4 separate regions of the Mus musculus genome follow, and all the other regions are linked to region 1. Evidence: chromatin loops called from intact Hi-C (ENCODE). Cell type or tissue: gastrocnemius. All regions are shown on one strand.

What was found. Hi-C counts contacts between places; a loop is a spot of excess contacts. Peaks named below come from ENCODE experiments on the same cell type or tissue, not always from the same donor. Only the 100,000 strongest peaks of a DNase experiment are listed, where the experiment ranks them.
Region 2: it touches region 1 in a loop (3-fold over the local background); 14 of 42 quality-filtered maps call a loop at or near these places.
Region 3: a loop joins it to region 1, with 11 times the contacts of the local background. A loop is called at or near these places in 13 of 42 quality-filtered maps.
Region 4: it touches region 1 in a loop (23-fold over the local background); 16 of 42 quality-filtered maps call a loop at or near these places.

Annotation. Positions count from the first base shown.
Region 1 is chr8:26,438,415-26,446,414 of GRCm38, forward strand. It overlaps Gm31898 (a long non-coding RNA gene), which reads right to left and starts at 1,000. Exons shown (of 6, transcript XR_378838.4): 1 at 735-1,000. In gastrocnemius, a CTCF peak has its summit at 4,886 (motif pointing left); DNase peaks (open chromatin) are centred at 3,008, 3,431 and 4,866; H3K4me3 peaks cover 210 bases; H3K27ac peaks cover 1,140 bases.
Region 2 is chr8:26,377,183-26,385,182 of GRCm38, forward strand. Gm31843 (a long non-coding RNA gene) reads left to right here and starts at 4,564. Exons shown (of 3, transcript XR_378836.2): 1 at 4,564-4,971. In gastrocnemius, a CTCF peak has its summit at 3,705 (motif pointing right); DNase peaks (open chromatin) are centred at 3,703 and 7,243; H3K27ac peaks cover 1,148 bases.
Region 3 is chr8:26,341,229-26,349,228 of GRCm38, forward strand. No RefSeq gene overlaps it. Among named protein-coding and RNA genes, the nearest start is that of Gm31784, 33 kb to the left of the region's middle. In gastrocnemius, a CTCF peak has its summit at 4,044 (motif pointing right); a DNase peak (open chromatin) is centred at 4,045.
Region 4 is chr8:26,180,570-26,188,569 of GRCm38, forward strand. No RefSeq gene overlaps it. Among named protein-coding and RNA genes, the nearest start is that of Thap1, 26 kb to the left of the region's middle. In gastrocnemius, a CTCF peak has its summit at 3,803 (motif pointing right); a DNase peak (open chromatin) is centred at 3,820; H3K4me3 peaks cover 556 bases; H3K27ac peaks cover 391 bases.

The sequences.
Region 1 (8,000 bases):
TTTCAACATATGCTTGTTTTTCTGTTCCTTCTTTCTGACCTTGGCATTTTCTTTCTCCATTCCTTGGCTCGGCGTTGTCCTGTGGCCAGGTTTGCCTCTCATTTGTCAATGTTATTATTGAATTTTCAAATGCCAGTAGTACACATAAATCAATGGCTTTCTTCTCCCTACTGGCATATCCCTGCCACATGTGGTCATTCATTTTTTTAATAAGTCCTCCTCTCCTTTCACCCATTTATAAAAATGCATCTTGCTCCTCCGCCACCGTCCATCACTGGCTGAGCCCAGCTATTTGTTGCCCCTCCGTGCTTATTCATCAACGTTTTCAAAAGCAAAATCACTCTTCGCCTCCTGCTCTTATTGTACCATCAATCTTGACCAGGGGATCAATAAACTTCGCTTTTGCAATTTTCCCCCCCTCCTCCGGAGCTGACTCTCTCCAAAGTGCGGTCTTTTTATTTACATTTTTAACTGATCGTCAGTTGGGGGGGGGGGCGGGGTTGGGGGGGGGAGGGGGTAGCGGTGTCAGGGAAGCAAAGGGCTTTCATTTGCTCCCGAGGCAGCAATAACCATCCATGCATCGGTCATTTAACACGGTAACCCAGCGAAATTGATACTCGGCTCTTCCCTGCTCTGGGTCCACTCGCATAAATCATAACCCCAGGAAACAAAAGCCCGGCCTAGCAGAGTATCTGCCAGACAGGACGGACAAGGAGGAAGGCAGAGCGACTCACCCACTTACTCCAAGGCTTGTAGGGAGAGAGACGCACGCTGACGTCCGGGAATTCCTCTGCTGCCTTTTATTTGTGTTCAGGGAAAAAATTACATGGAAAGACACTGAAGTGTGTGTGTGTGTGTGTGTGTGTGTGTGTGTGTGTGTGTGTGTGTGTAGGGGGAATCAAAGGGATGAAGGCTGAATTGAAGACCAGCAGACGTGTTAAAACTGACCCAGCATATAAGCCTGGAGCTGACTGGCTTATTAAGTCTCTAGACCTGAGGACACACCCGGCTCAGGGGACTCTTGCTGCTGTTGATGCTTCCAGCAAGGAGGGCAGGTTAAGAGTTACAAAACTGCATGGATGCAAGTGAGTTGCCTCTGAAAGTCAAAGAGATTTTCCTTTTCCTCTTCTCTTATGCTTGAGTCTAATAACACTTACCCAAGGCTAAACTAGAACAGATACAAATAAGATGACCAGGAGGCCCTGATGGGATGATAATATTGTCCCCCTCACTTTGGGTCTTAATTAAGACCCACGTTGACTAAGGGAAGTGGGGGAAAAGGATTTATACTTCTGAATACTATTCCACACTCACTGATGGGTAGAAGACCAACCTGCAGGTCTCACAACTTACTAAAGTCACTTTTGTGCCCATGGTTCAAGCCATGTAGAGAACAAGTTACTTGCACTTAACAACAAATTTGTATACAGCTCCCTGACTCCTAATCCAGCCATTTTTCATTGCCTAATGCCAGTTAGTCCTCAGGAGTCAACTGCCATAGGTCAGGGCGACCCAGTGACTCCATGAGTGGAGCTTGAATCTGGTCTAAGAGGACAATTTGCTTTTTCATCTCTGGAGCCACCAGTCTTTTGTCACAGGTTTGACAATGGAAGTTCAAAGTTCATGAGACAAAGCGGACCCAGAGGTCTGCTGTCGGCTCTAGTGGGCAGAGAAGCAAGAGCCATGAATCCCAAGACAAGAGGCCCATTCCCAACTGGGGGCAGACAAATAATTATTCTTGAGTCAGTTCCCTCTGTTTTTCTCAGCCTTAGGTGCCTCAATTCCAAAGTTAAGGAATCACCTCTGGCATGTCTGAAATCCCTCTTAGATGTGCTCACCACAATCTCTCTGGCCCCACAGTGACAGTCAAGAGCCTACCGACACCACCCTGACCAGAGCAAGGCACCGTATGACATCCTTCCTGTCTGAGGCACTGTGCAGACCTGAAGTGCTTCTGGACCAAGCAGGTTTGCAATGGACATTTGGCAAACATGGCCTCTCTTTAGTAAATCTCGGTAGCTGTCACAGAGGAGTGACAGGACTGGATTAAGAGGCTTTAGATATTTAGATTTCGTGGAGAAGGAGAATTACAAATAAAAATATGAAATAAAGATCTTTCCAGACAAGCACGGTGCTGTCAACTTTTAATTTCTCCAAATAATCATTACAAACTATGACGAATTATTTTTTCCATTGTGCCATGGAGGAAGGACACCTTGATGCCAAGGTTTAGGAAGAACTCATCGCTAGGGATAAGTACAGGTCCACTGACTGCTGTTGGAGCTGGTATAATAGCCTCTTGGCCCATCAAGCTAAATGATGTGTTGTCTCCAAGAGACAGTGTGGTGATAACCCCATCTCAGACTTGTATATACCCACAGCACACAGATCAGTTAGTAAATATATGTGCATTTTCCTGTGGCTTTTAACTGCTAGGTACATAAATCTCTGTCCTATCAATGAGACTCTATGCTCCTTAAGTACTGAGACCATTTCTTAAACTCTTCATTCCCAGGTAGAATTAGCTTAGTCATCTGTTTGTGTCTATTTGAGATTCAAGGGATGGCGCCGTTTTGTAGCTAAACTGGGCAGAAGGCAAGAAGAAGCTGAAGCTGTGAAGTGTTTGGTGGGGTCACATCAGAAGAGCCTATGGGATGGACAGACACCAGGTCCAGACGGTGTGAGTGATGCGAGTGGGCATAGCCCCTGAGTGCCTTGTGCCTGGATCTCTGAAGCCCATGTTGTAGTGAGCTGTACACATCTACGAGAGAGTCAAGGAGCACAGAGAACATAGCGATTCTGAGCAGAGGATTCTAGAAACCCCCCACTGCCTGTGCTTTCCTCTCTTCTCGAGAGAGTAACGTGGCAACAAACAAGACTCCCAGTCAATTATGCTGGCTCCGAAATGGCCAGCCTAGGCAGACACTGAAAAAGATGCTGGCTGGCATATCAACCTCGCTCTCCTTTAAGCTAGTCCCAAGAAAGGTCCCAGAGAACACACAGCCCGGCTTGAACAGTAGCCAACCTATCAATTGCAGGGTAGATTTAGTCAGTCCTGGGCTTCGGGCTTATGTAACTTCAACTGTGTTTTGCTTACAAGCCAGAAATAAACAATGGGTGACCAGTCATTTTTTAAAAGCCAGCTCCCCTGCAAGGAGAAGAGAGAGGAGTCCAAGAGGCGGAGGGAGGAAGTGCCTGCCAAGAGAATAAACACAACCCCAAATCTCCAACATTTTGTGGTTTGACACTTAATTGATTAGCTAATTTGAGGCAGTAAGATTTAGTGTTTCTGCAGATGAGAGTCTGAGGAGTAATTATAGCCACAGCTCCCATCCCCGAAGAACATGGAAGCTGCAGCTTTTCACAGGTCAAGCAAGCATCAGAGCTTGCACGTTACAGCGGATAGAAACTGGTTTTTGGAACACGTCCCCTTCCAGCCCTGCGTGCCAGGATTGCTCCGGAAAGGTCATCTGGTGCCTTTATCAGCATAGACAAAATCCCCTGCCTGTAATGTATGTGTTTATTCTCAAATTAAATATATTAATGTATTATTTGTTCTTAAAATGTCATGGAATAGATAGTGAGCTGAGCTCTCCTGGCAGACCTTTGAAGCTTAAAGAGTAATGTAATAATAGTACATTAATCCATAGGCCGTTCAGTCATCTCCCCGTGGAGGCCTGGCCTCTGAGCATGCTACAAAATGCCGGATTTGCAGCTCGTGATTGTAGGAGTCCCTTTCCTTAACAATGGGAGGTTTGATAGAGGGGTTCTTACTTAAGCCAAGGAAAGGCACAGGCTCTGTATTATTTTGAAGAGATCCTACTGAGGACTTAAAAAAAAAATAGGCAAAAGCCAACATGGTCCAGGATGCAATTTCAGGGAAATTGGGGAGTGAGCCAGAGAATTTCATTATTTTATTTTATTTATTTATTGTTGTTGTTGTTGGTCTCCTTTGGCTATGTCTACATAGTAAGTGTGATGGGATCCCAGCTTAGTAATTGGGTACCACCCCACCCCAGCAGCAACTGCAGCCAACATAGAGCAAGCGCTGCTTAGGTGGGGCTTTGAAGGGGAGAGGCGCTGTCAGCCCAATGATGTGAGGACATGTGGGAAGGAAGGTACACTGGAGAAAAGACTTACAAGCCCAAGTGCCATTTAACCTGCACCCGCCAAAAGAAGGAAGGAAGGAAGAAAGAAAGGAAAGAAGGAAGGAAGAAAGGAAGGAAGGAAGGAAGGAAGGAAGGAAGGAAGGAAGGAAGAAAGAAAAGGAAATGTCTTCTGAAGTGTCAGTGAATAAATTGTACATATTTTACACCCTACCCCCAAGCCCCCCTCGGCCTACTCTGTGTCTTTTATTTCTAGGTTTCGGTTCAACGGCTGCGATTCTCCACGTCGAGTAGTTGTTGCTGTACCGGGGGACCCTGGAGGCTAATAATGCCAGACATGTTCATCAAGAGATGGCTTTTGGAGACATGCCTATGATTTCAGGAAGACAGAGTTGGTTAGAAGACTTCGAGCCTCAGCCAGTCTTGAAACTTTGGATCTTGCGTGTCCTTGAGGAGTTATCACAAACTGAGGCAGAGTTCCCCAATTCCTTCAGTGGCCAATCATTATTTGTCTCCCCGGAGAAGGCATATAACCTTGGGCCGAGAACAGTTCCCTAGGCAGGCAATTCTCAGCAGCTATGCATCTGCAAGCCTTCAGCAGCCAGTGCTCCCAGCGTCTGGGGACAGATAGACTGTCCCTGAAGAATGGATCTGCCTGGGAGAAGAATCCCAAGCAGTCCCCTGGGGTGTCTCTTCATTTCTCAACCCTTTCCTGAGAAATTAACTTACTGCTATTCTCACCAGTTGTTCTGACCCGCTGCTGCCCTCTGGTGGCTAGTGGTACAACTACCCCAACCAGGAAGGCTCCTTTGATCCCTGAGTGTCAGGGGGTTCATTCCCACACATGCGCCAGGATGCACTGTTCCTAATGCTGAAGAAACTTCTTTTCTTTTCTTTTCTTTTCTTTTCTTTTCTTTTCTTTTCTTTTCTTTTCTTTTCTTTTCTTTTCTTTTCTTTTCTTTTCTTTTCTTTTCCTTTCCTTTCCTTTCCTTTCCTTTCTTTTCTTTTCTTTTCTTTGCCTTGCTCTTCTCTTCTCTTCTCTTCTCTTCTCTTCTCTTCTCTTCTCTTCTCTTCTCTTCTCTTCTCTTCTCTTCTCTTCTCTTCTCTTCTCTTCTCCTCTCTTCTCTCTTCTCTCTTCTCTCTTCTCTCTTCTCTCTTCTCTCTCTTCTCTTCTCTTCTCCTCTCTTTTCTTTTCTCTTCTTTTCTTCTCCATCTTGAAGGTTTTCAGAGTCTTCAGATTTTCAACTAAAACACACTCGAGTCTAGTGAAAGCCTTGCTACTTATCGAGCGTTTCCTTGGTGCGGTCTTGCGAGATCAAGGTCTTTCAGGGAATTGCGTGTGAGGCCTGAGAGTAGAGCGGACTCAAAGGGAGGCTCTCCTCTCTTCTACATGGCCTAGAGCTGGCTAACGTTCAAGGACCTTCCTTGCCTTGAACCATGTGGCCCAAGGGCAAGCGCAAAAGGCTCTCTTCACTGAGTGTGATCTCAGGTCCTAGCGTTGGTATTTACTACTTGTAAGGTGCTGTTTGGATCTCTTGTCTAATGACCAGTGTCTGCACCTGCCGAGTGTTCTAGTACCTACTGACCAACTTGTTCACAAAGCATTGAACTTGGAGGGCCTGCAGAAGCACATGGCAAACTCCTGGCTTTATTCAGGAGTTGATTAGTATTGCATATGAGTTTCAAGGACCACCCAAGTGTCCTCCTTTCAAACCTAAGGCTATTAGTGATTGAGACCTGCAGACCTCAGCCGGCCACACACTGATCTCCGGATGCCTGTAAAGGTATCCAGGAAAAGGGGAATCTTCTCAGAAAGATCACTACATCGTGAAGGGCATGCAGGTACAAAGATAAATGAGTGGAAAGATAGGAACTTCTCTATAGACCTTGGTATACCTTTGTGTGCTCACAAAATGGCTTCCTGCTGTAGAGGCTGGGGGTAGCACCCTGTTCTGCCAGACCTGCCCTGCAAGGTCTTATGCCCTTAGACATAACCTTTCTAACAAGATAGCAAGCCTCACGGTGGAACTGAACCACCACTGTGGAAACACACGAAGAGACTGGTCTCTACAAATCATATGTCCCGAGCGGGTGAAGTCAGTGTGGAGCTACATCCAGGAGACTGGGTACCTGGAAGTCAGTCCAGCCAATGCTGAGAGGCCATGAGAACTTTCTGAAGCCCTTACAGGCACAGTGGGATCACTCCCTTGTCCAGAAAATGGACGTGTGTGTGTGTGTGTTGGGGGGGGGTAATGCTACATTCCCCTTAAGGAGCATACTTGTCAGATATTTTGCAAAGTTGAAAAAGTAACATGTAAGCATATATAAATGTCCCTACCACTCTCCATATGCTACTTGTTTTGCCCAACTTTTAACTGATAGCAATAAATACCATCTTAGGAAAGACTCTGGAAGGGGCAACGTGAAAACTACCACACAAAAATTAACACAGCATAAAAATCAAGTTTCTGAAGTGGTTATAATAGACATATGTTAGATGTGTCTATAATAATGTTTATTATTATAGACATAATATGTAATATTATATTATATAATCACATTATAGACATATATGTCTTTAGTATAGATATTAGAGAAAGAAGGAAAAATTTAAACAAAGGGGAAATAAGAACACGTGTGTGTGTGTGTGTGTGTGTGTGTGTGTGTGTGTGTAGATCATTTTTGTGTGTGACTCAAAAGGCAAGAATAGCTTTGGAGTCAGAATAGCTGAAGACTGCGAGAGCAGAACACCGCCCAGAGAAACAGCTGTCACACACACCGTGGCTTCTAGACAAACTGGGAACTTTCAGATCAGGGCACTTTGTTTAGGAAGAAGCGAAAGCTGAACAATTTACTTTGAAATTATGCTCATAGAGAATGTTTGATCTAGGTTTTTAACTTTGTGTATGAAAGTGGGGGGAAAAACACCCACTTCAGTTGTCAAAAAAACCCTTGGAGCGTAAAATGTATCCTTCCCCAAAGCTCGAGGCTCTGTTTCGGGGAGTTATGAGCAGTCAGTGTCTACAGGCACTGGATGCTTATTTGGGCAAGAGCAAATGCTGATGTTACACTGTGGAGCAGTCCGATCGATCGGCCCCTGTGCTCTCAGAAGTTCCCAACAGACATACCAGCACAGGATTCACACGGTGCTGTGCTGTCCAAGAGAAAACTTACCATCTCTTTGAATTCACAGAAAAGGGAGTCTAGTTCCTTGGCCTTTCTTGTCTCCTGGGACTTGTCTTTCTTTAAGCCATGGGGAAGAGGTGAGGCTGATATCAAACATCAGGGACACATCTGGAGGCAAGGTTCTATCTCAGTCTTTTCTGTCCAACAGAAACCACTGGAAGGAAAAGATCTTCCAGTTCTAGGCCAGTGAGCAAGTTTTGCCTGGAAGGGGGTCTCCCTACTTCTCAGTGACCACTTTCTTGGGGACTAGAAGTGAGAAAGCTGAACTCTGGTGGGTCAAATGGTCACTGCTGTCTTTACTTTTAAAATAGAGCACAAAGCATGAGAGGAAAAATAACAAAGTGTTTTTCTTTTTCTTTTTTTCCCTGTTCAGCTGCCCTTGCTGAACCTGGACCCTGCACAGTAATGGCGACTGCAGAGCCATCTAAACTGAAGGTGCTAATTCAAGGTCAGTGCCAGACAGGCTTGGAAAGAGATACCAAACCAGCCAAGATGGTGGCTCTAGCAGGCAGGCAGGACAGCTCGAAGGTCTACAGGAGCACAGAGGTGGAGCAGGACCCTTCCCTGTGTAACCTCTGCTCGAGGAACCACAAAGGTCACAGGGGAAACTGGCTGAGACTCCTGCCTTCTGTTCCTGTAATGGTATTAGCAATGACTCTTTCTTACTCAATCGCACTCCCAAAGGATTGTCAATAAACTTTTTATGTG
Region 2 (8,000 bases), 61 kb before region 1:
AACATCTTCAGGAAGTCCCTGAAACTGACCAAATTTACTAGCTACCCCTAAGAGTAAACGGTAAAGCTGATGAGAGTCACTCTCAGACAAGACAAGCTGCAGAGAAGACTGAGACCAGACCAGCTGCCTGGAAGAGATTTAGACCAACTGAGTCACTTGAAAGATATTCGCTTGAACCTGTTGAACTGCCTACACACTGTGCAGTATGCTCCACGGTCACAGCCTATATGAACTGTCACCCATGCTTGGATGGGTTTTGGTGAGGCAGCTGTCTTTGAGTCATTTCTGCTTCTGTAAGTAATCCTTCATCCATATTTCTGTAAGAAGCCCCATTAAAACTCATTAGTTACCCACACTGAATTTTGATAATGTCCATACTTTTGGCCTGTCATGGGTTCCCTATAGAGGGTAAATAGATGCATGTGTGTTGCATCTCCCCAGGAAAAGTCTCATCATGCAACAAGGACTTCATGGAAATAAAAGCTTTCTGTACTTCTTCAGGTACGCCAAATGTCTCCATCACCCTAAGATGAGAATGTAAAATGTGTAGAGAAGACTATCAACAGATTTCCAACCTTTGATTTTTGTTCATGCCCTCAGTACCTCTTTTACATGTTTGCTCCCTATCTGCCGCACATATCTGTCTGAGGGTCTATGCTGTGCCAAGCCTCTGATGCCACAATATTCCCCTCATTTCCATGAATTTGGTTCACACTTAGCTAACTGACTGGCTTTTCAAGTATGCAGACCCTAACCTAAAAGAGCTCAGTGGTCATCTTGTTCTTTTGTGCCTCCAACTAGATAATCATGGGAATCATGTGGCCAGTTATGCTTCTATACACACACCTCTAACACATACCTTCTTTTTACAAGACATAACACACAGTAAATAGTTACAAAGATTGGATAAATAATGTTTACAGTCACATCAAAGTTTGTACAGAAGAAATTTAAATTCAAGTAATTCTATATTCTTGTTTTATTTCAATACAAGACATGTGTTGTCCTCTTAAAAGTGGAAATGCACTGTGTACTCACAGACTTACTTAAGTATATTTTTTAATATATGGGAGATTTAATTTACTAATAGAAGAACCAATTTTATGGCTATTTTCCATGTCTTTATTATATCAATGTAATCCTACTTAATCACAAATAATTTCTTTTTGGGACATTAGGGATTAAACAAAACGTGTTCTTCCACTGAATTATACTTCCAGCCTCCACTTTCAAAAACCTATGTTTCTACTATATGTCAACAGAGAATTACAGCTGGGTATAAAACTCCCTCTCAACTATTAGCTGCTGTTTTCATCTTCTTTGGTTAATGAGGGTTGAGATGTGAACACTACTGGAGGCGAACAAGCCACCTTGCCTCATTTACCCATTTTTACCTTATTTCCATGATTCTTGTAATGTGTTTTGGGGGTCTAGTTGTGGTTACACATCTTCTACTTCCCCCCTCTCAGGGTGTGTAGACACTAGTCTGGAAGGATGAAGCTGAGTTCAAAACAGGTGGGGTCTGCAGGATCCTGGTCTGGCTAGGAGTGAGTGTCAGGGGGGTTGGGGAGAGAGAAGGCCTTCTCTGAGGATCTTGGTGTTACAGCTCTTTTAGATAAAGGCCTTTTCTGACAGTCTTCAATGAAAGAGCTCTCTAAGATGATCTTAGCTTGTGTTTATTCCTTTATTTAAGGTGAGGTTGTACACATACACTTTATTTGGGGTTAATCAAGGGTTATATAGTTTTAGGAAAGGGGGTAGGAGTATATAGGGTGGACAAAGGTCATTGGCTGAAGGCTAAGGGTATGAGGTGAGATGCCTCATTAGCATGGGGAGGCATTTCAGGAATCTCAGATGCTTGCTGATTCGGTTCTTAGTTTCTTATCTTATTGAGGAGAAAGGAAGCTTAACCTGTAATTTCACCAGGCCTGCATGACATTCCACAGGTAGAGGGTATGGGGGTTTTGAGTTCCCCAGACAAGGTCAGAGAAGGAGAAACCCTACTGATAAAGGGAGTCCCCATTTTATGCCGAGCTCAGAAGGCTTTCCAGACAGTGCTAGACTGAAGTGTCTTAATTACCAAGGCCTGACAACTCTAGTAGAAAATGTTGACATCTCAGAGAACTCTAAGATTCAAGACAATAAAATGACTGAACTTAAACCCCATTTCTAGGTACCAGCAAATATCTCTGGTCACCCAAACTGGGAACATAAGATGGCACACATTTAGAGATCTTCAACTTCCATGGAAAGAACCTCTTGGTGTTTTGTCATATGTATTAGAATGTTTGATCAAAAATCTTCCAAAGAGGATGCATCCTGTTCTGTAACAGTATCTTCAGGAGGCAGGAACAGGTTTCCCTTTTCTGTGTGCTGGACAGGAAGTACCATTTGATCCCCATGGGTTAGCAGAAGGGGGATGCTGGCAACCACACTGCTATAGTAGGTGTAGAAGATGCTCTAACTCCTCAGCCATGGGAAATAAAAGCACAGGCATTTGATGTCTTGGCTTATTGAGATCATATCACTTATTTCTGATGTTTACCTGTGAGTCAAGAATAATTTTGCAAAACATTGTTAAATCTGGATTCTCATGACTCTTTCCCGGAAATCCCTTACCTGTCCCTTGAGTGGGTGTGTTACATTTTAGTGAGGGGCTGTACAGTTTGGGGTAATTCGGTTGGATGTTCCCCTGGTTCACAGTCTTAGTAGCAGCAATATGTAAAACAACACAAATCTCAGGTGCCCCAATGGCTGTCTCCCTGCCCTGCCCCCATCTTCTCTTGCTTATTTGGAATTAGAATGGCACACAAAAGACAGATCTTTAAAGTGTATTTAAGTGACGTTTATTCTTTAATAGGAATTATAGTTTTGTCTTCTCAGTTATCTTCAGAATAATCCTGTGGGGGTAGATTGCTTTTCTTTTCTTTTTTTTCTCCTCCTCCTCTTCCTCCTCTTCTTCTCCTCCTCCACTTCCTCTTCCTTCCTCTTCTTCCTCCTATTTCTCCTTCTCCCCCATCCCCTCCCCCTTCTTCTTCTGCTTCTTCTTATATCTGGAAACTGAAGCCAACATAATTAATCCAGGAGGCCAGCTCTACAGTTTTAAGCAGAACTCTGAGTTCCAAAGTCCCTGTAACTTCTATACTTCATCTTAAGATGAAATAACTTTTAAAAATATTTTTTAATGGGCCCAAGATATGGCTTAAGAGATCAGTGCATTTTCTGTCAAGACTGACAGCCTGAGTTCCACCCCCTGGACCCACACCATGGAAGGATAGAATGAACACTCTTGCAAGGCCCCCTATCATCTCTGCATGTGTGCATTACCCTGGGACTTATCTATGGAGCTCAGCCAGAATTAAATAGGGAATTTTCCAAAACCATAGTTCGTCCTGAAGTCCTCTTTATGAATTATGGTTCATCTTCCCTGAATTTTCCTGTTCTTCTGTCTACCTTTCTTGTTAGTTGGGCTGCAGGAAGCTTTGGAGCGAGGAATAGAAGAAAACAGGGATCAACCTGCACTAACAACTTTCTCTAAACTGGTGGAATATGAAATGACAGCCACTTAGAGAACTTAGTAAAATGCAGAACCTCACAGGGTGACAGTTAATATTTGCACCAAAGTCAGTTCAGGAAGAGAAGGAAACAGCTTACATGGGCTCTTGGCAGTTAACTCAAACATTTACCATACTTCTTTCTGACAGCAGAGGGCGCTACGCAGCACAGGATGGAGAAAGAAGAGAACAGGCTTAGATTTGTGCACAGTAGGTCAGACCCTAGCAACTCTAGTTCAAGTTAGTTTATTACTCTTACATAAAGCAATATCACATGGCTCATCTTTTAAAATTCTCAAATAGTGAATAGCACTTAAAATATGAAGCCAAAAATGCTTAAGGCTTGATATACTTAAATATGCAGCCATTTGTTTGTTCTTAGTAATACATTTTATCCCCTGTGGTAGGAACCATTGACAAGGAGGGAGGGAGAAAAGGAGGGAGGGAGAGAAGAAGTGAGGAAGGGAGAGGAGGAGGGAGGGAGATAGAAACAGAGAGGTGGGAGGGAAAGAGGGTGGGAAGGAGGAAAGAAGAGAGGGAGAGAGAGAAGGAGGGAGGGAGGGAGGAAAGAAGGAAGGGGGAGAGAGAGAGGTAAGGAGAGAAAGAGGGAGGGAAGGAGGGAGGGAGGAAGATAGAGAGAGGGAGGGAGAGAAGGAGGAAGGGAGGGAAAGAAAGAGTCAGTCTCTAAGAATTTGTTTTTATGGTCTACTGAGCTGCACAGCCTTCTATGCCTCAGTCTAGTCCCAAAATGCATTCCGTGGATAGGACGAGGAAAAGAAAGTGCCTGTGGTAAACTCTGGTGTCTGGGGTGCGGTCATGGGAGCCTGTAACCCCAGATGGCTAAGGCAGAAGAGTTGCTGTGAGTTTGAAGCCAGCCTGGGCTACATAATGAAACCTCATCACAAAAAGAGAATTAAAGAGAGAAAGAAAGGTAAAAAGGGGAGGAGGAGTGTGGAAGAGAAGAAGGGAGGGAAGGAAGGAGGGTTGGGAGGAAGGGAAGGGAAGGCAGTTCAGTCATGATTTTAGACAGTTTTAGAACTGCCTATTCCTCGACAGTTCTGTTAAGTTTCTCAGGGCAGAAGAACTCTGAGACCCAGTGCTGAGATTCGGTTCAGCCATTTCCAGGTCCGCTCCTGGGCTTATTTTATGTGATTTTTGCTCCATTTCCACAGTGTGTAATTTAATGATGGAGCTCAAAGCTTCGCGATCCCTACATCCTCTGATTGAGTGTTACAGTAGCTGGGTTCCTGCCTCCTTTGCGCACAAGCTCCCCCCCTCCTCCCACCATCTCAGCTCAGCTTCCCTCCAGTGATCCAAACAGCCTTCAGTCTGAAGGTTGGCTAGGCTATGCTGCTCATGCTTTTAAACCTGCTTCTCAGCCAAATACTGAGGCCCAAGGATCAGACAACCCCAGGAGGTGGGTACATAGCAGAAAGCTTGCTTTCTCTCACAAAGATGCACGGGGCACCTGTTATTCCAGATGTGATCCTAGGCTTTCAGCACGCAGTAGGGAACAAAATGGAAGAGGAGAGAATGCAGTTTTCTGAGGGAGCCGACATCCTCAGGGAGGGACAGATATGAAGACATGCAAATATCTGTCGAGTGGGACTGAACGCGCTACATAAAAAGGGAGCAAAGAAAGGAGAGGTGGGAAGCAGGTGCTAAGGGTGAAGATCTCACCCAGAAGGTGACGTGTTGTTAGCAAAGATGGAAAGGAGTTAGCTTGGATTCTCTATGCGGTATAAAAAGCTTCGGGGAGAAGCTTGAGCAAGGACTGTGGGTGGAGCTTGTGCCATGGGAGGAGCTTGTAGAAGGACTGTGGGTGGAGCTTGTGCCATGGGAGGAGCTTGTAGAAGGACTGTGGGTGGAGCTTGCACCGTGGGAGGAGCTTGTGCAAGGACTGTGGGTGGAGCTTGCGCCATGGGAGGAGCTTGTGCAAGGACTGTGGGTAGAGCTTGCGCCTTGGGTGTGAGGACTAGGAAGCTGCCTGTGTGTCTGAAGCAAGTTGAGAGGACGATAAGTGAATGATCTGAGGACTCAGAAGGTTCTTTTGGTGTCCCTGAGTGTATTAGTGTATGTGTGCTTGTGCATGTGTTGTGTGTACCTATGTGTTAGTTGTGTGTTAGATGTGTGTGTATATGTGTGTTAGATGTATGTATGCGTTAGGTATGTGTGTGTGTGTTAGTTGTATGTATGTGTGTGTATGTGTGTGTGTGTTACATGAATGTATGTGTGTGTGTTAGTGTATTAGGTGTGTGTTTTGGGTGTATATGTGCGTGTTCGGTGTGTGTATGTTAGATGTGTGTGTTAGGTGTATGTTTGTATATGTTACATGCGTGTATGTGTGTGTCTGTGTATTAGGTGTGTGTGTATGTTTGTGTGTGTATGTTAGGCGTATGTTTATGTTAGATGTGTGTGTGTTATGTGTGTGTATGTTTGTATGTGTTATGCGCAGGTATGTGTGTGTGCCTGGGTGTTAGGTGTGTTTGTGTATGTGTGTGTGTGTTTTCTGAACACTGGCTGTGCTACTTTTACATGCTGGACCGCATCAACTTGAGGGCTCACAATGCACGAGAGGGGCTATCTTGGCAAAGGGGGCGTGGTCTCAGAGAACCACACGGTCCAAGGCAGCAGGAGCTTAAAGAACATCTCCCCATACTTTAGCTGAGCAGGAAGCAGATTGGAACCAGTGCTGGACCTACCTCCATCCCTAGGCCCCACAACCTCAGAAAACAGTGCTAGCAGCCCAGCTGGAACCCGGTGTTCATAGGGATTAGACCTAACCCATAATGCCAGGGGAAGCTTGCTTTCTCCGACCACTGAACCCTTCTGCCAGTTTACCTTCTCTGCAAATGGAGGGACTGAAATACACCACCACATTGCTGTATTAGCTAGGATCAGCCCTAGTTCTGTGTTGTGAACTGGGAATCAGTGTAGCATGTCAAGTACCCCGAGTTAGACCTTGGGCTTCAACAGAGCTTTATAAACAGAAAGCTTTAGGTAGTTACCGAGCATTAGTATTGCTTTGTGATTATTATAAAGCCAATAAGTACCAACCATTGTTAGCAGGGGTGGCAACAAATATCCCATCACATAAACCCTACAGGGATTTTTTTTTTTTTTTTCAGCAAGAACTCTGTGTATGTGTGTGTGTGTGGGGGGGGGGGGTAGGGGTAGGAGTTGAGGAGGGGTGGTGTGTGCAACAGCTCTCAGGCCCCAATGCCTGACAATACTGTAGCCATTACACAGGACTCGGTCACTTTCCTTAATAGGAAAGGTTCACATGCTCTGCCTGGCTGAGGAATGCTTTGAGTGTCTTTCTCCTACTTCCTGATCCCAAACTTGTCCCTTCCCAGCCACCATTCCCCCTACATTTCAAGTTGAGACCAACTCGAGGTTCCCAGGCTGGGAGGGAAACACAAGGGCCCTTTCTAAGTTCTCTGCCAATTTTTATTTCTTCCAATAATACAAACCCTGTTTTTTTTGTTTTTTGTTTTTTGTTTTTTTAAATCGGCCAAATAAATAGAACCAAAAAAGGCAGTCACATCCAAAAGAGAGATTTATGAGATTGGTGCTTGAAGGGGCCCCTCCTCCTCTGTGCACGTGGCCATCCCTGCTCCCCAGTTGGGCCCTGAGGTCTCTAGGCCTTGCATTTCTGAGCCAGTTATAGCTCAGTCCCGCCCACAAGCCACTCCTCCCTTTTCTGACCTCCTTCCTCCAGGCTGGAGTTTACAAGGTGCCACCCTGCCTGGCTTTACTAAATGCAGCCCTTCAAGGTGTCTCTGCCCACGGGAAGCTCTATGAACAGACTTGTGGCATTTATTAGCAGGAGAGGGAAGGAGTTTGGCTCATCAGAGAGCAGCTGGAGACAGGGCTTTTCAAAGGCATCCACTGACCTCTGGCTAGGCTGCTGGGTGCCTGCAGTTGCAGACTCAGAGGACTTCTTGGATCAAGATTTCTCTCTTCTCTCCTCCTCCTCCTCTCCCTCCTCCTCCTCATTCATTCTCTCTCTCTCTCTCTCTCTCTCTCTCTCTCTCTCTCTCTCTCCTCCCTATCCCCTCTTTGCAGCAGTGTCCTGACCTTGCAAGGACCCCCATCCCTCCCACCCCCCACCCCCCAATCCATCTCCCTACATTGTGTCTGTCTGGTGAACTCAAGCTGGGAGATTAATTGCTGCTATCACCCCTAATCCATCACACTTCCCAAAGATTGTTTTGACATCTAGTTAATTTTTGGCTGATGATTTATCAAATTCTTATTACCGAGCTCTGAAGGGGCTCATTTATTGTGTTGATTCATGGTAATGATAAAGGGGAAGCCGTTTGAATTTTAACTACATTTCCCTCGTGCTTCTTTACCCGGTGTAAAAAAGAATTAAAGGGGAAAGGGGAGAGGGGGGCAGAGGAGACACAGCCAGGAAAGTCTTAAACAATTCAGAATGTGAAT
Region 3 (8,000 bases), 97 kb before region 1:
TCAATCCTCAGGCTATGACTATTATGCTGGACCAGTAACATTCTGTAATTATGCATTACAAGAGTTTCAACCAAATTCAATGAAATTCAATCAGGTTTCCATTTGAATTCAAATTTGAGTTTACTTTAATATTCAGTATGGGTCAGGATTTTCCCTTTTATTCCTTTACTTCTATCAAATCCCCCCCAGCATTATTTGTTGAAGAGACTGCCCGCCCCCACCAACTTTGTTGATGTGTGGATTTACTTCTGAGTTATCTCTTAATGTACCAATGGTTTAAAATAGCTGTTTTTTTTTCCCTTTCTGTACTTTTTTTTTTTTTTTTGGTAGAATGGTAATGTGATGTTTCTAGCTTTGATCATCTTTCTTAAGATTGGCTATTTGGGCTCCTTCATGATTCTGTAGGAACTGTACATATTTTAAAAATATTCCTGTTTTGTAAAGTCATTAGTATTCTGATAGGTTTTACAGAAGTCTGCAGATCACCGTGGGTAATGTGTACATTAATAATATAAACTTGCATAACCCACGTGGTTGGAGTGTCTTTCCTTTTCTTTTTAAAAATTTTCTTCATTAATGTTTTAATGTCTCAATCTATAAGTCTTTTACTTCTTTCACAAGCTGTGCTGGTTAGACTTTTTTTTTTTTTTTTTTTTTTTTTTTGTCAATTTGACACAAAATGGGATCATCTGGGAAGAGGGACTCAAAACTGAGAAAATGTCTGTATCAGATTGGCCTGTAGCAAGTCTGTTAGCCAAATAAACCCTTTCCTCCCCAAGTTGGTTTTGGTCAGTATTTACCGCAGAAATTGAAAGCAAATTGAGACAGTAAGCTAATCCTTAGTAGTTTATTCATTTTTAAAATGTAAGTGGGGTTCTTTTCTTTTTTCTTCTCTCTCTCTCTTTATTATTTATTTACTTATTAGTTTAATTAGGCTTTAATAATTTTTTAGGGGTAAATAGTTTCATACTATTCATGTTCCCCCAACATAATATTTTCATTATTTATTTGGGAAATGTAAAACCTACACATGGATGGTAGAAAACTTCCCATGTATGACAATGGGGAAAGCATGTGATATGGAGGCTCCTCAGAAACTCACATCTACAGCTACTGTATGTCCCACTAGTGAGGACCTATGCCATGCAGGTGACAAGGACACTGAGGCAGAGAGCTAGGCTGCCATGCTCGCTGCAGTGCTGGTCACAATAACCACTGAAGGGATGACCTAAACACCTTTTGTCAATGAAGGGGAAATGTGTATTATTACTAAGGACACACAATGGAGTAGTATTTTAAGAGGAGGAAAGCCTATGGTTGACAGCATCAGAGATGAACCTGGAAGAGAATATGATAAGAAAACTAATGAAGAAAGAAACTCAAGACACAAAGTGAAACACTTCCTGGTCACGCTTCCTTGTGCAAGCTAAAACAGCCAAGCTAATTAGGATGCACAAATCAGGATGGCATCTGCCAGAGAGTAGAAGAGGGGCGCGGGATTAGATGGTGCTGACTGAAGGATACAAATCTCAGTTATAAGTCTCAAGAACTTCACGTTCAGCGTGTGATTCTAGCTAACTAGGTTGTGTAGTGTACTGGTATCGAACAGGAGAAGGCTGTTTAACACACACACACACACACACACACACACACACACACACACACACACAGTGTCTTGGTTTGTTTTCTATTTCTGGGATAAAACACTATGACAAAAAGACAGTTGGAGAGGAAAGGGTTCCTTTGGCTTACAGACCCTGATTGGTCACAGTCTGTCATTGAGGGAAGTCAGGGCAAGAGCTGAAGCAGGGCAGGAATCCGGAGGCAGGAACTGAAGCAGAGGCCGTGGAGGAGAGTTGCTGGCTGGATGGCTGATCTTGATGCCCTCAGCTTGCTTTCTTATTGCACCCAGGAGCTCCTGCACAGGGATGGCCCGCTCACAATGGGGTGGGCTCTTCCATATCAATTAGAGATCACGAAATGCCCCCACAGACTTGTCTACAGGCCAATCTGACGGAAGCATTCTCTCAGTTGAGGTTCTGGGTTCTAGCCCAACAGATCTTACTTAACCTGGGGTAGCAACCCCTTTTGGGGTCGAACTACTACCCTTTCAAAGAGATCACCTAAGACCACTGGAAAACATATATATTTACACTGATAGATCATAACAGTAGCAAAATCACAGATATGAAAAAGTAACAAAAATGATTTTATGGTGGGTTGAGAGCCACTGGTCTAGCCTTTGAGTCAGGGCCTCAAGTTGTCCAGGTTGGCCTCAAACTTGGTCTGGCAGCAAGGACAGCCTTTACTCTGATCCTCAGGCCTCTGTTTTCCTGGTGCTCAGGGGGTAGGTGCACATTTTCACTGCAAGCAAGGTTTGTTAATTCACTTGAATGCGCCACTCATTTCCTAATGAGCATCAAAACATAAGCGGTACGCTTTCAATACATACACTCTCCTTTAAGAGCGTAGCTACATTCTAATAAACAAAGGGACATAAGTATGCAAGCCGTAGCGTTAGCCCGACAAATACCTTTGCTGACTAAGCAACCACGCTGCTCCATGGTAGGCATTACCTAGGTCTAGTGAGGTATAATTTACGGCCGTATTACATGCAGGATGGATATTAAGCACGAGTTGCTCAGAGTATTCAGGGCATATGTACGTCTGTGTGTGCACGTGTGTGTTCACATGTGTATGTGCAGGTGTGCAGACACTACGGCAGCATGGGGTCAGAGGACAACCTTGGATGTTGCTCCTTTTTCCCCCACCCTGTTTGAAGCAGGGTATCTTGTGTCTTTTCATCACACACGCCAGGCTCGTTGCTGTGACTTTCTGGGGGACCTTCTCATTTCACTGAGGTATGCCGGAGTCACAGGTGCACTGTACCACATTTGGCTATGTCTGGGTTCTAGGGATCTGAACTCTGGTCCTTACATTTGTCTGGCAAATGCTTTATCCACTGAGTTATTTCCCAGTCCTGTTTTTTTTTTTTTTTTTTTTTTTTTGTTGTTGTTGTTGTTGTTCTATCAACTTAATACAAGCCACAGCCATCTGGGAAGAGGACTCTCCCTCTGTTGAGAATGCTTCCATTAAAATGCCCATAGGTTAGTCTGTAAAATCTATAACGCATTTTCTTTAGTGATAATTGGTGTGGGAGGGCCCACTGGGGACACCGCCAGTGTCCTGGGTTGTATAGGAGCAGACTGAGCAAGCGATGTGAGCATCACTCCTCCATGCGCTCTGCTCCAGTAGAGCCCTAACTCCAGGCTCCTGCTTGAGTTTTTGCCTTGACTTCCCTTCATAATGGAAATATAAGACGACATAAACCCTTTCCTCCCCAAGTTGCTTTTGGTCATGGTGTTTCATCACAGCAGTGAAAACCTAAATGGAACACACTTCTTCCCTGTCTCTCTGTTTTTATGTGACAAGTGATTTTGTTTCTTAACTGAATTGTGCTTGATTGGCAGTGATTCTGTGCATGAGGGACAATACAGCTACAATGTCTAAGTAGCTCACAGCCCTGACTAGTCTCCTATATTTCTCAGAACCTGTTCATGAGTGGGAGAGGACTAGAAAGCAATTATATTTAATATATATAATATATAATATTATATAATATATAATGTACATAATATATAGAATATTATATATACATATATATATGTGTGTGTATGTCTGTGTATATGTGTATATATACATATATATATTCCTTTGTGAATAATAACTGGATGGAGTCCACTAGTGATGCCCGCATTCGCGTGGATATGTGGTCATCCACTGAACAAAACATGGACTCCCAAGGCAGAGAGTTCCTAGACTGAAGCCAACTCCAAGATAAAAGGTGAGACTTGTTTATGAAATGGATGAAAATAAGCAATAAGGTGGAGGGAAACAAAGTTTGGATTTCAGGCCATCATTTTTATACGGGGCAGGACTTAGGAAGCTGAGGTCCAGGGAGGGACCAGGGAGCAGAAACAGAAGAGTGGTAGGAACAATCCGTGAATGAGGCAGCTGTAGCTCTACACGACGGCCAGCAGGGGGAGCTGCAGCCCATTCTTCACCTCACACTGCCCAGGTGAGTAGCTCAGAGTCCCCAATCTATTTACTGCTGAAAGACTTGGTTAAGCCACTTAACCTTTCTGTTCAGTGGAGGTGACAAAGTGGAAGTGAGGGTTAAATGAGATACTATGGGGACCATGCATTTATATAATAAGGCAGCTCCGCGAAATGAGAAGGGACTGTACCAGACATTCAAAATGAGACCCCCAGCCTACTAGAAGACGGTGCCAAGGGGTAGCGCACCATATAACAAGGGAGGCTGTTGCAGTTATTGACCATTTTAGATCTTGGTTTTGTGGAACACTAGGTGCCTCATTTCTTCATGTTCAGAGAGAGGTCATATATAGGAAGTCCAGAACCCGGAGTTCTGTGCCTTTAATTTGCAGGGAATCCTTGCATTGAGGTGTGTTCCTCCTTTCTTTGACTGTTCTTGGCAGAAAGTAGCCACATAAGCTTGGGTTCAGGGTCTGAAGCCAAGGTTAGGAGGCTGACCAACACGCTACCTAGCTGTCCCTGAGGTTTGGGGACCTTTCGGCTCACACATGCTCAGAGACCACAGAGGGCTTGCACATCTGAAGAGATGAGGGGCAGGCTGACCACATCAAAGTGATCACCTATCTGGACATTTCTTAAGGCACAAGTCCCTCAGCCATCATGGTGGCTGTCTCTACCTGCCTAAACTTGGAAGAAGAATAAGATCTGGCCTGGACCACTGTCAAGGGCTGGAGGATCTCGAAGAAGTTTCCTTAAGGTGACTATCTACAGCCCCTTTGTGGGGGCCTGGGCCCTCATTATCATTTACTACATTTTCTCCTAAACACCCCAAGGACTTTTCTCTGGAATAAATGAAAGACTAAGTTACTTTAGAAATAATACTACTTTTCATTAAAACCTTTTCCTGACCCTTCCAGTCTTGATGACATATTTCCTGTTCCATGTGACTGGGTTCCAAACTAACAATTCTAATTTTCTACTATAAGAGGGGAAGTGTGTGGCATCCTTTGGTCCCTCTGTGAAAACCCTCCTTTCCATCAGTAGCCCAGGAAACCACCCTGTGACAGAGTGAAGTAAAACAGAAGCGGGAAGGTTGTTTCCAGCCTTTCCTAGAACCCTGGGGAAGGTGTCTCCTAAGAGAAGGTGATGGCTTTGATGCGATTATAAGGAAGAAATGTGGGCATGGAACAAGGAGTACAAGGGTAATGTGGCCCATTAGCCTGACTAAATAAGAGACATGCAGAATTTGTCTCAAGAGTGTACCAAGATGCTCAAAACAGAAACTAGAGTTGAAATGTTCCGGAGCAGGCACTATCCATCAGAACACCTGTCCGTATGTGGATGCTCTGGCTGTCCTTGAAAAAAATGTTCTCAGTTCTCTTTCATGCAGGAAACTTGGATGCCTTTGCTGATTATTTTAGTTTTATGGTGCTGTGGATTGAACTCAGGCCCTTGCATGTTCTAGGCAAGAGCCCACTTCCAGTCCAATATAGAAAACTCCTAGGATGTCTGATGCCAGTGTCTCACAGGATAGACTTGATTTACAGTGTGTGATAGAGAAAAAGGTCACTCCAACCTTCTAGAGCATTCCTGAGGATTAACATATTAAGGAGCCATACTATACAAGACAGTGGCTACTAGCCACATGACATTAAATGGCAGCCACAAAGTCAAATGGTCTAAAAGTAAGCAAAATAAATCTGCTGAAATGACAATGATCATATATAGAACCTAATAGCTTTGGGCCACTCTTTGATCATCCTGAAATGGTCTATGACAGCAGTTCTTAACCTGTGCGCCTTGAACTCTTGGTGGCAGGGAGTGTCAAATGACCCTTTCCCAGGGGTTGCATACTAGATATTAACATAACGACTCACAACAGTAGTAAAATTACACTTATGAAGTACCAAGGGAAAAATTCTATGGTCTGGGGGTCCCTACACCACGAGGAACTATATTAAGGGCTGCAGCATCAGGAAGGTGGTTAGGAACTAATCTGTAGGATGGAGGTACTCTGGAACTTCGGAACTCCTCAGTTCTTCCACTGACACCCCCCCTCCCCAGAGGACTAAGTCCACTTGTCTTACCCTCTTCCCAGAGCCATGAACCTCATGGCCAAGGTCAGCTACCCGAGCCTCCAGAACTCCTGAAGGAGCTGACAGCCACAGAGATGTGTGGTGGAGGCTCTCCACTCATCACCATCCTGGACAAGAGATTCCTGGCTTGCTTCACCTCACAGAGCTGGTGAGTGGCACAGTAGGGAATTTTTTTTTTCTTTTTTTTGAAACAAGTGTTTTTCTGTGTAGCCCTGGCTGTCCCGGAACTCACTCTATAGACCAGGCTGGCCTCGAACTCAGAAATCCGCTTGCCTTTGCCTGCCAAGTGCTGGGACTAAAGGCGTGCGCCACCACTGCCCGGCCATAGTAGGGATTTTAGACTGGCTTTGACTTGGCCAGCTTGAGCTTGCTCACTCTCTCAGCCCAATCATTCTACCATGGGGCGTGAAGTCTAGTCACAAGTTTCTTCCAGTAGGAAGTCTCCTGCAGAGTCCTCAGTCCTCCACAAGGCTACTCTATCAACCAGTCCCTCTCTTCCCCTGGCCAGGACATTCTGACCCCTCATTGCTACCACTAAAGCCAGCAGCAGCAAAGGGAATTCCAAAGACTCACTGTATAAAAAGTTCTTCCTTTCGTGGCGGAGGGTGGAAGGGCAGGGTCCTGTCTGGCTTCGTGAAGGGCTTTTCTGAGTGTCTGGTAAGGCTAGCTGCAGGGGCCTTTCAGAGTAAACCCGGCAATGAACCTTAGGTATGACCTCCCTCAGGACCACAGAGGAAGGGAGCTGCTTTCAAGGTGGGTCAGGAACCCAGGCAGCCTTTATATCCATGCATCCCAGAGAATGCCCACAGATTTGGGGTCACCTGGGGGTCTTTGGGCCACTCTCTTGCTCTATACCAGAAGTGTGTACAATCACTAGGCGGTCTCTCCTCTCTCCTCTCAATGTACCTGAGTGTGTACATTTACGTAAGGCTCCTGCAGTGAGCAGGGAAAAGATTAAGGTGAGGTAAGAAGATGTCTAAGCTGGGAGTGGAGGTACACACCATTGACCCCAGCCCTGAGGAGGGAGAGGCAGGGCATCCACTGGGAGGAGGTTCTTTCTTGCCTTCATGTGGGTTCTGGGGATATCCAAGTTATACTAGAATGTTTCTAAACACAACAGATATTTACATTCGAACTATTTGCCCATTTCACTGTCACGGAGCATCCCAAAGATGCAGGGAGATATTTAAGGGTTCAGTTTGGAGTATATTGACCCTAAATCAGTGGTTCTCAACCTTTTTAGTCCTGCAGCCCTCGAACACAGTTCCTCAGGTTGTGGTGACCCCTAACCGTAAAATGATTGTCTTTGCTACTTTGTAACTATGACTTTGCTACCATCATGAGTTATAATGTAAATATTTAGAAAGACAGGCTTGCCAAAGGGGTTGAAAGTTGCTGCCCTAGACTGATACATAAATAACTCTTACCATGATGGGCTCAGACCACTGGCTAATGCATGTGGGTATCAGCCAGTATTTTCCAAGCTTCCATAATTGTCTTAGGGATCGGTACCCCAAATCAGTATGTCTTTTATCATCATCTTTTGTACCTTGGTGAATCTTGGGCTGGTAAATTGTCCAGTGGCTCAAAGACAAAGCAAGTAATTTCTGAGTGTCCCGACCTTGCCCCAGGCCTCCTGGACTTAATTCTATTAGCCTGAATCTATTCCTTGCGCATAATCTCAGAATCGGGCACAGTATTTTCCTGTGTTACTTACTGTCAGGATTGCAATTCCCATTATTATTTTATAAATCAGGGCTTTTACCCTAACAATGCAGAGGGCCAGTTTTGGTGGTGATTGTACTCTAATGGACCAATCTGGCCGCAATTGCGATATAAATAGACGAA
Region 4 (8,000 bases), 260 kb before region 1:
CGTTTAATTACGGAGCTCCGGACCCACATGCATCCCACACAGGAGATAACGGATGTCGGCCACGAGGCTTGAAAGCTAGGGGTTTTTATGGGGTAAGGGGCTTAGGGGTGTGGAATTCAGCATAGCGACACACTATTGGCTTATTCAAACATTAACAGAAAGGGCATCAGGACTTTGTTCCTGTGGGCTGGGGGCTTATCTTTGTTCACATAGCAACCAGTTGATGTATGACTTTACCTGGTGTCAAGGGGCAATAGACAGAGGGGAGGTTCCGGCCAGATGGTGTTGACTTAGATAATATAGCCCTGCTGGTCCTTGCATATCTTTTTATCTTTACAGTCAAGATGTTCTTAGGAATGCCTTAACAACAGCCCTGCCCTGGCATGCCTGGGGGCTGTTTTGCTTTGTTCTCAGTCTCAGGCTGGGGCAGTGGGCTCCTAAACAATTCACAAGTTACAATATTTCATCTTCCTTCATTATTCCCTTCCCAGTCCACTCTCTGACCAGTCCACCCCTGACTGCTCCACATCCCATACCTCCTCCCTTCCCCTGTATCCATGAAGATGTCCCCACCCCACCCCCTACTTGTAACTTTATATATGAATTGTTACCCACTGCGTTTTAACTCCTAACTCACAAAATTATGTCTCCTCCTTCTCCTCCTCCTCTTCCTCCTCCTTCTTCGTTTTTCGAGACAGGGTTTCTCTGTGTAGCCCTGGCTGTCCTGGAACTCACTCTGTAGACCAGGCTGGCCTTGAACTCAGAAATCTGCCTGCCTCTGCCTCCCAAGTACTGGGATCAAAGGCATGTGCCACCACTGCCCGGACATACATTTTCATTTCTAAATATCTCCATTGCTGCCTCTCATACCTCCAGCCCACATTCCCTCTGATTCTGGACTTCTCTTTCCTTGTGCCTATTTCATTTCATAATTTAAATACTGATACCCTTTGTTTTAAAATCTATGAATCAGCCAGGTGGCGACGGCGCATGCCTTTAATCCCAGCACTTGTGAGGCAGAGACAGGTGAATTTCTGAGTTCGAGGCCAGCCTGGTCTACAGAGTGAGTTCCAGGACAGCCAGGGTTACACAGAGAAACCCTGTCTCAAAAAAAAAAAAAATCTATGGGGCTGGTGAGATGGCTCAGTGGGTAAGAGCACCCGACTGCTCTTCCGAAGGTCCAGAGTTCAAATCCCAGCAACCACATGGTGGCTCACAACCATCCGTAAGGAGATCTGACTCCCTCTTCTGGAGTGTCTGAAGACAGCTACAATGTACTTACATATAATAAATAAATAAATCTTTAAAAAAATCTATGAATCATATCTCTCCAACCAACATCTCTCAATGCCATGCCTGACACACAGGGCACAAACCAGTGGCTATGTCTCTGAGCAAAACAAACATTAGGAATAGACATGGGGCACAAGGCTTCCTACTGCCCTTGTGCCTTTATTCCTTTATTTAAAGAAGACCTAAAGGATTATAATATATCAACTCACATACATCATACATTACTCATATATCAACGGACATAGGGGATGTCAGAACCATGTTGGATCTTTTCTCAGCAGCTCTAAAAGCAAGGGAACTACAGGCCTTACCAGAATGCTTAGGTTTAACACACAGTCACACTGTAAGATACAAAAATCAACGTAAATACAAATTAGTAGCTTTCATATATGCCAGTGACAGACTTATAGACAAATGAATGAAAAGTAAATCCCATTCTCAGTAGTTAAAAAAAAAAAAAAACAACAACAACCGAACAAACCACAAACGACAAAATAAAACACTATCTGGAAATAAACCTCGTGAAAGACCTCTCCAAGGAAGCTTCAACCCCCACTCCCCCTCCCCCCCACAAGGGCCCACATGCTTAAAATTAAAGAAGCTATCAGATGATGGAAAGACCTTCCATTTTCTTGCATTGACAGAATTAATATTGTGAAAAGATTATATTGCCGAATATGATCTCTCTCTGACTCTGTCTCTGAATTCCCACCCCCGTACCCCCAAGGTCTCACTTTGTACCCTAGCCTGGAATTTTCTTATATAAACCAGGCTGCCCTTGAACTCACAGAAATCTCCTCTTTCTGCTTCCCGAGTGCTGGGATGAAAGGGCAAACAGTGTTCTTCAAAGAAGAAACACAAATGGCCGGGACAGAGTGGAGGGAGGGAGGGAGAGAGGAGAGAGTTCGAGATAGGGTAACTGGAATGAACTATATATGTGAATAAAACTGTTAAAGAATACGTTCAATAAAAATTATAATAAAGAGAATTAAAAGTTGTAGAAATCGCAAAACACTTCAGCTTATCACTTACTATTATTAGATACTAAATTGGGAAAATTAGGTGGTATTTGAATCCTAAATTACTGATTATGATAATAGTAATGATTTTTTTAAAAAAAAAACCTAGTTCTGATGTTATGGCCATTTTTCAGATGATAATAAAAATGAAAAATATATGCTGAATAATTTATAAGAACAGAACAAGTGTTTTAAGGGATACTAAAAAGAACCCTTATTGCTACAAAGTAGTATAAACTTGTGGCATATTCATACCTTGAAAATATGCAGATCAGAAACATTGATATGCAAATATTATGTTTTGAAAAATAATGAGTACAAGTAAATGCTATTTTAATTTAACCTTATAAAGCTAGTCCGTTCTAAGAGGGGGTTATTATGCTTGAATAACAGTGCATAGTCTATATAATCAATTAAATATAATCTTATACAACAGAAATCTTTAAAAAATCAATCTTATAATGAGGATGGATGTGAAACTATAATGGCATTGTGATGTGATTATTTTCTTAAAATAAATTCCTATCTATATTAAGAAATGTTAAACATCCTTAGTCATCACGGAAACGCAAGTTTAAACCATTTTGAGGTTCAATGCATCCCAGTCAGAACAACTATTGTTGAGCAAACAAATGACAAGAAATGCTGGAGAGGGTGTGAGGGAAGAGGGGCTTTTAATCACAGTTGGGCGGACTATAAACCAAGTCCAGCCATGATGGAAACCAGCACGAAGCATCTTCAAAAAATAAATTCATAGAACTATATGATCTATCTATACCACTCCTGGAACCCCAGAGACAGTTGTGTATTTATATTTATTGCTGCTCTATTCACAATGACAGGGAAATGGAATCTGCTTGGATGCTCACCAATAGGAAGACAGAATTGAAAACGTGGCTTCTATCTGGAATTTTACTCAGCTGTGAAGGAAAACAATCACGAAATTTGGAGAACAATGAATGAATTTGGGAAAATATTTCTTTCTATATAGTACCATTGAATTATTAGAAACTATTATTTCGAGTGTGGGATGACAGACTCACATCCTCTTTCATATGTGGACCCTAATTTTCAATGTGGGAATAGGCTACAGAACTAGGTATGAGGACAGGGGAGTCAGAGTGTCAAGAAAGGGGTTGGCGACACCGTGACATGAGAGCGGACAGACAGAAGGCTAGTGTGGTAGGCATGAGGTAGGGGCGGAGAAGGCGAGGCCAGGGTCAGAGGAACAACAAAAACAAATTTTGTTTGAAAAAATCCCACAACGGAACTATTTGTGTAATAATAAAAATTAAAAAAGAAATACCAGGCCTCTTAAAAATGAAAGTTTAGAAAGATAATTAGCAACGAAAAGAACGTGAATACTATTTCCTGATATAGCAATTCATAATTCAATGCTCTACAAGAGCATAATGGTTAAACAACAGCAACAGAATAGCAACAACAATAAAAGGAACAGCCAGGCGCCAGCTCGTGGTCATTTCAACATGCCAGACGATGGCAGCACAGTACCACGAGACAGTCTCAGCTTCCCAAGTCCCTGTGATTAGCGAGGAGACTGGAGTGTGAATCAGACCATTAATGACCCAAAGAAACATCTTTCTGGACGGAAATGCTTAGCCTTGTAGGGTTAAAGGAACCTGCACTCCTGTGTGTGTGTGACAGTTGTGACAGTTGTTGATAGAGTTGAATGTGCTTCCTTTTTGTGTTTCCACCTCAGTTTAGATCCATCCTCCGTCTGCCTGTCTGTCCTTCTGTCCCTTCCTTCCTTCCTCCTTTCCTTCCTTTAGGAAGGCTTCAGCCGATGACAATATGACCCCGCTGCCTTTGGATCAGCGAAAGTTTCTGATAGAACATTCCATGGTTTTGAAACCAGATGAATGGTATGCCCTTCCTACTCCCTTTTAGATAATTATATCTTTATTGAGCTCGTTGAATTTTTTTTTTGTTTCTGCCAGTCTCTCCTTCTCTTACTATGCTCAGTACGAATTTTAAAGGCTTACGGTCGCAGCGACGGTTTGAGAAAGAGGAGCATCACCTCTGACGTCACAGTAGCGTCATCATCAAGCGAGTAAGCCATTATCTCTGCACTGCTTCCCAACCCTGAGTCCTCTTTGGTTGCTTCCGCTTTCTAAAGTAGAACCGCACCGGTGGCTCTTTGCGAAGAAGTTCGCAGTGTATTTTACGGAGTGTTAGGCAGCTAGGTGGTGAACACTCTCCGTACTCCTCAGTCCCTTCGATGTGTGACTTCAGTCCACTAGCTTGAGTCCTTGGCAGGGTCCATGTTTCTTTGGAAGGATGATAAGATTGCATGTCTTAATGGTCTAGATGAAAATGTTAGTCCAAAAGAGCATGCAAGCAGATAATAATAATGGAAAAAGCATTATAAGTTTTCCTGGCCAATAGTAATTTTTATATGTGTGTTAATTATATTACCCATTGATATATAAATGCGCAAAGAATCTCATTTCTTTTTCATGGATGAAATACAGATAAAATGGAAATGGAGAAATTCCAGTAGGATTTTATCTTAACTCCTCTCAGATGACTGTCTGGGGATTTGGAGCATAAACAGGAAGAAGTAGGCTAGTATTCGTCCATGAGTGGACTTTTCCAAAACTATGGTACATTCCCCTTTTATATGGGTAGTTTGGTTGTGGCTTGGCATCAGATTTCTGATCAAAGTAGCCTATTCTAGGAGGTTAGTGGTATTAAGATTAAGATTTTTTAAAATGATTTTTTTTGGTTTATTTATTTATTTCGTGTATATGAGTACACTGTCACTATCTTTAGACACACCAGAAGAAGGCATTGGATCCCCACTACAGATGGTTGTGAGCCACCATGTGGTTGCTGGGAATTGAACTCAGGACCTCTGAAAGAGCAGTCAGTGCTCTCAACCGCTGAACCATCTCTCCAGCTCTTAAGATGCCATTGTAATAAAACAGAAAAGTTATTGATCTTCTTCTCCCTGAGAAGGTGGAGGCCCCGACCCCAGGTATCTCCCCACCCTGGTACATCAAGTCTCTGCAGGGCTCCACACATCTTTTCCCACTGAGGCCAGGCAACGCAGCCCAGTTAGGAGAATGTATCCCACAGATAGGCAACAGCTTTGGGGATCGCCTCACTTCAGCTGTTCAGGGCCCACATGAAGACCAAGCTGCACATCTGCTACATAAGCGTGGCAGGGCCTAGGTCCAGCCTGTGTATGCTCTTTGGTTGGTGGTTCAGGTTAGTCGACTCTGTTGATCTCCCTGTGGAGTTCCTGTACAGTTCGGGGTCCTCAACTTTCCCCCTTTCCTTTTAAAAAGGCAATTAGGATGTAAAACTTAAAATTGAATTGTTGCAATAATTTCCAACCCCAATAAGCCCCCCCCCCCTTTTTTTTAAAGGTGGCTCAGCAGTTAAGAACATTGACTGCTCTCCCAGAGATCCTGAGTTCAATTCCTAGCAACCACATGGTGGCTCACAACCATCTCTAATGATATCCGGTGCCCTCTTCTGGTGTGTCTAATGACAGCAACAGTGTTCTCATATAATTAAATAAATCTTAACCCCCCCCCCCCAAAAAACAGCACACACACAATCCAGTTGTTATATTTATAAGCTGTGTGCCTAGATTGGGCAGATCTAGCGCTTTACTCACTTATTTGCCAGTTCTGAGACCCTTTGCTACTTGCAGTTTCTCATCTTCCCTTCCTCCTCCTCTTCTGTCCTCTCTCCTCCAGTCTAACACTATTAATACTTCATAGTTTACATCAGTGTTATAAATATGTTCAGTGTAAGAAAAGCCCCCCATTTTAAAAAGATTTATTTATTTATTTTATGGATATGAGTACACTGTATCTGTACAGATGGTTGTGAGCCACCATGTGGTTGCTGGGATTTGAACTCAGGACCTTCGGAAGAGCAGTCAGTGCTCTTACCAGCTGAGCCATCTCACCAGCCCCGAAAAGCCCCTTTTTAATGGACAAAAAAGGGAGGGGGTAATATAGCAGCTTGTGCTCTTATGCTAATTATGCTACTCAAAAACCTGTTCGCGTACATAGGACTAAAGGAAGTCGGCCCGTTAATAAAGTTATCAGCAGCCAATGGCTGTGCAGGGAAACAGAAGCGGGACTTTTAGGATTTTTCCAGGAGCAGGAAGAGAGGATTCTGCCATAGTGAGGGCATAGGAGGCAGACCGTGCTGGAAAGGTGCAGCAGGGTGAGCCAGCTGACATGTAGGTGCAGGGAGAAAGTAGCCCCAGGAGGGCTGCCCGCAGGGTCCAGGGCAGCAAAGATAAACTAGAGGTTTAGTAAATACTAACTCAGGAATATCGGAGGGGTGTGTGTGTTAGCCACGGGGAGTTAGGGAGTGGCCCAACCATTGAGTGGTTTAAGGTATTTAAAATATAAGGCTATGTATGTGTGTCTTTCTCTTGGGAATCCAGAACATTGGGGCAATAGTGAGAAGTGTATTACACCCACCGGGAAGTATAGAGTGGATTGACTATCTATGGCTACATTGGATGGCATGCAAAGGGACTATTTTAGCCGGTGTCTCTGTCTTCAGATAGTCACCACAGAAAGAAAAGCATCACCAGTCCCATATAGTCTGCTCTTTTCAAAGACCTACATATGTGCACACAACCATACCACAGGACAACTTCCCAAAGTATGACAGTTATTATGTTTTCAGTAGAGGGCTTATTAAATTTGGCTTTAGCAAATATTGACTGTCAGGAACCATCCAGGAGAGATTAAGGCTAGCCAGTGACTTTCCTTGAGGTAGCCCCTATTTTTGCATGGCCTCTGATGGGTGAGCTCTGAGAGGCAAGGTCCCAAGAGACTTCATCTTAGGATGGCTTCTTGCAGCTGATATGCCTTTTCCTATCACTATTACATAGCCTAATGATTCCTGAGCATCAGCCCACCCTATTGGGCAGATTTCAGGCAAATCAACATAAACGATGAACTTTCATGAATTAATGCTGTTTAGATGAATTAATGATATATATATTTTTTCTTTTCGAGACAGGGTTTCTCTGTGTAGCCCCAACTGTCCTGGAACTCACTCTGTAGACCAGGCTGGCCTTGAACTCAGAAATCCACCTGCCTCTGCCTCCCAAATTCTGGGATTAAAGGTGTGTGTCACCACTGCTCAACTTGAATTAATGATTTTAAAGAATTCCTGATTTGATTCAAATAATTCTAGGAAGAAACTTTTGAGAGATAATTTTTGTTATTTTGGAGAAAGGTATAATAAATTTAGAACCAAGAATAGAATATGCCCACTCCTCATAGAAAATAGTAAATAAAGGCTGAATAATAAGGAGTATAATACATTTTCACAATTACACTAAAAAGAGAAATAGGCTTGGACAAATGTGATCAAGGAAAAACATTCACTCGGACCCAAGGATGAAGACCCAAGTGTGCACTATGATAAAGCAAAGTCGTGTGAAAACTGTTGCTTTGAGCTTAAAGAATGAAACACTGCTTTGAAGTTAGTATCAACTTCTTTTGTAACTTCCTCTTTGTGTAACATTTTATCTATGGGGTAATTTTCTAGAGTACTTTTGTCTAAGAAGTTATTTTAAAAAAAGCCAGAGGGAAGGAAGGAATAATTGTGACATCTGGGCTCAGCCCCATCCACTGAATGTCTATATGTTTATGTCTCTTGGTCTATACATACGTGTGTAGGTAT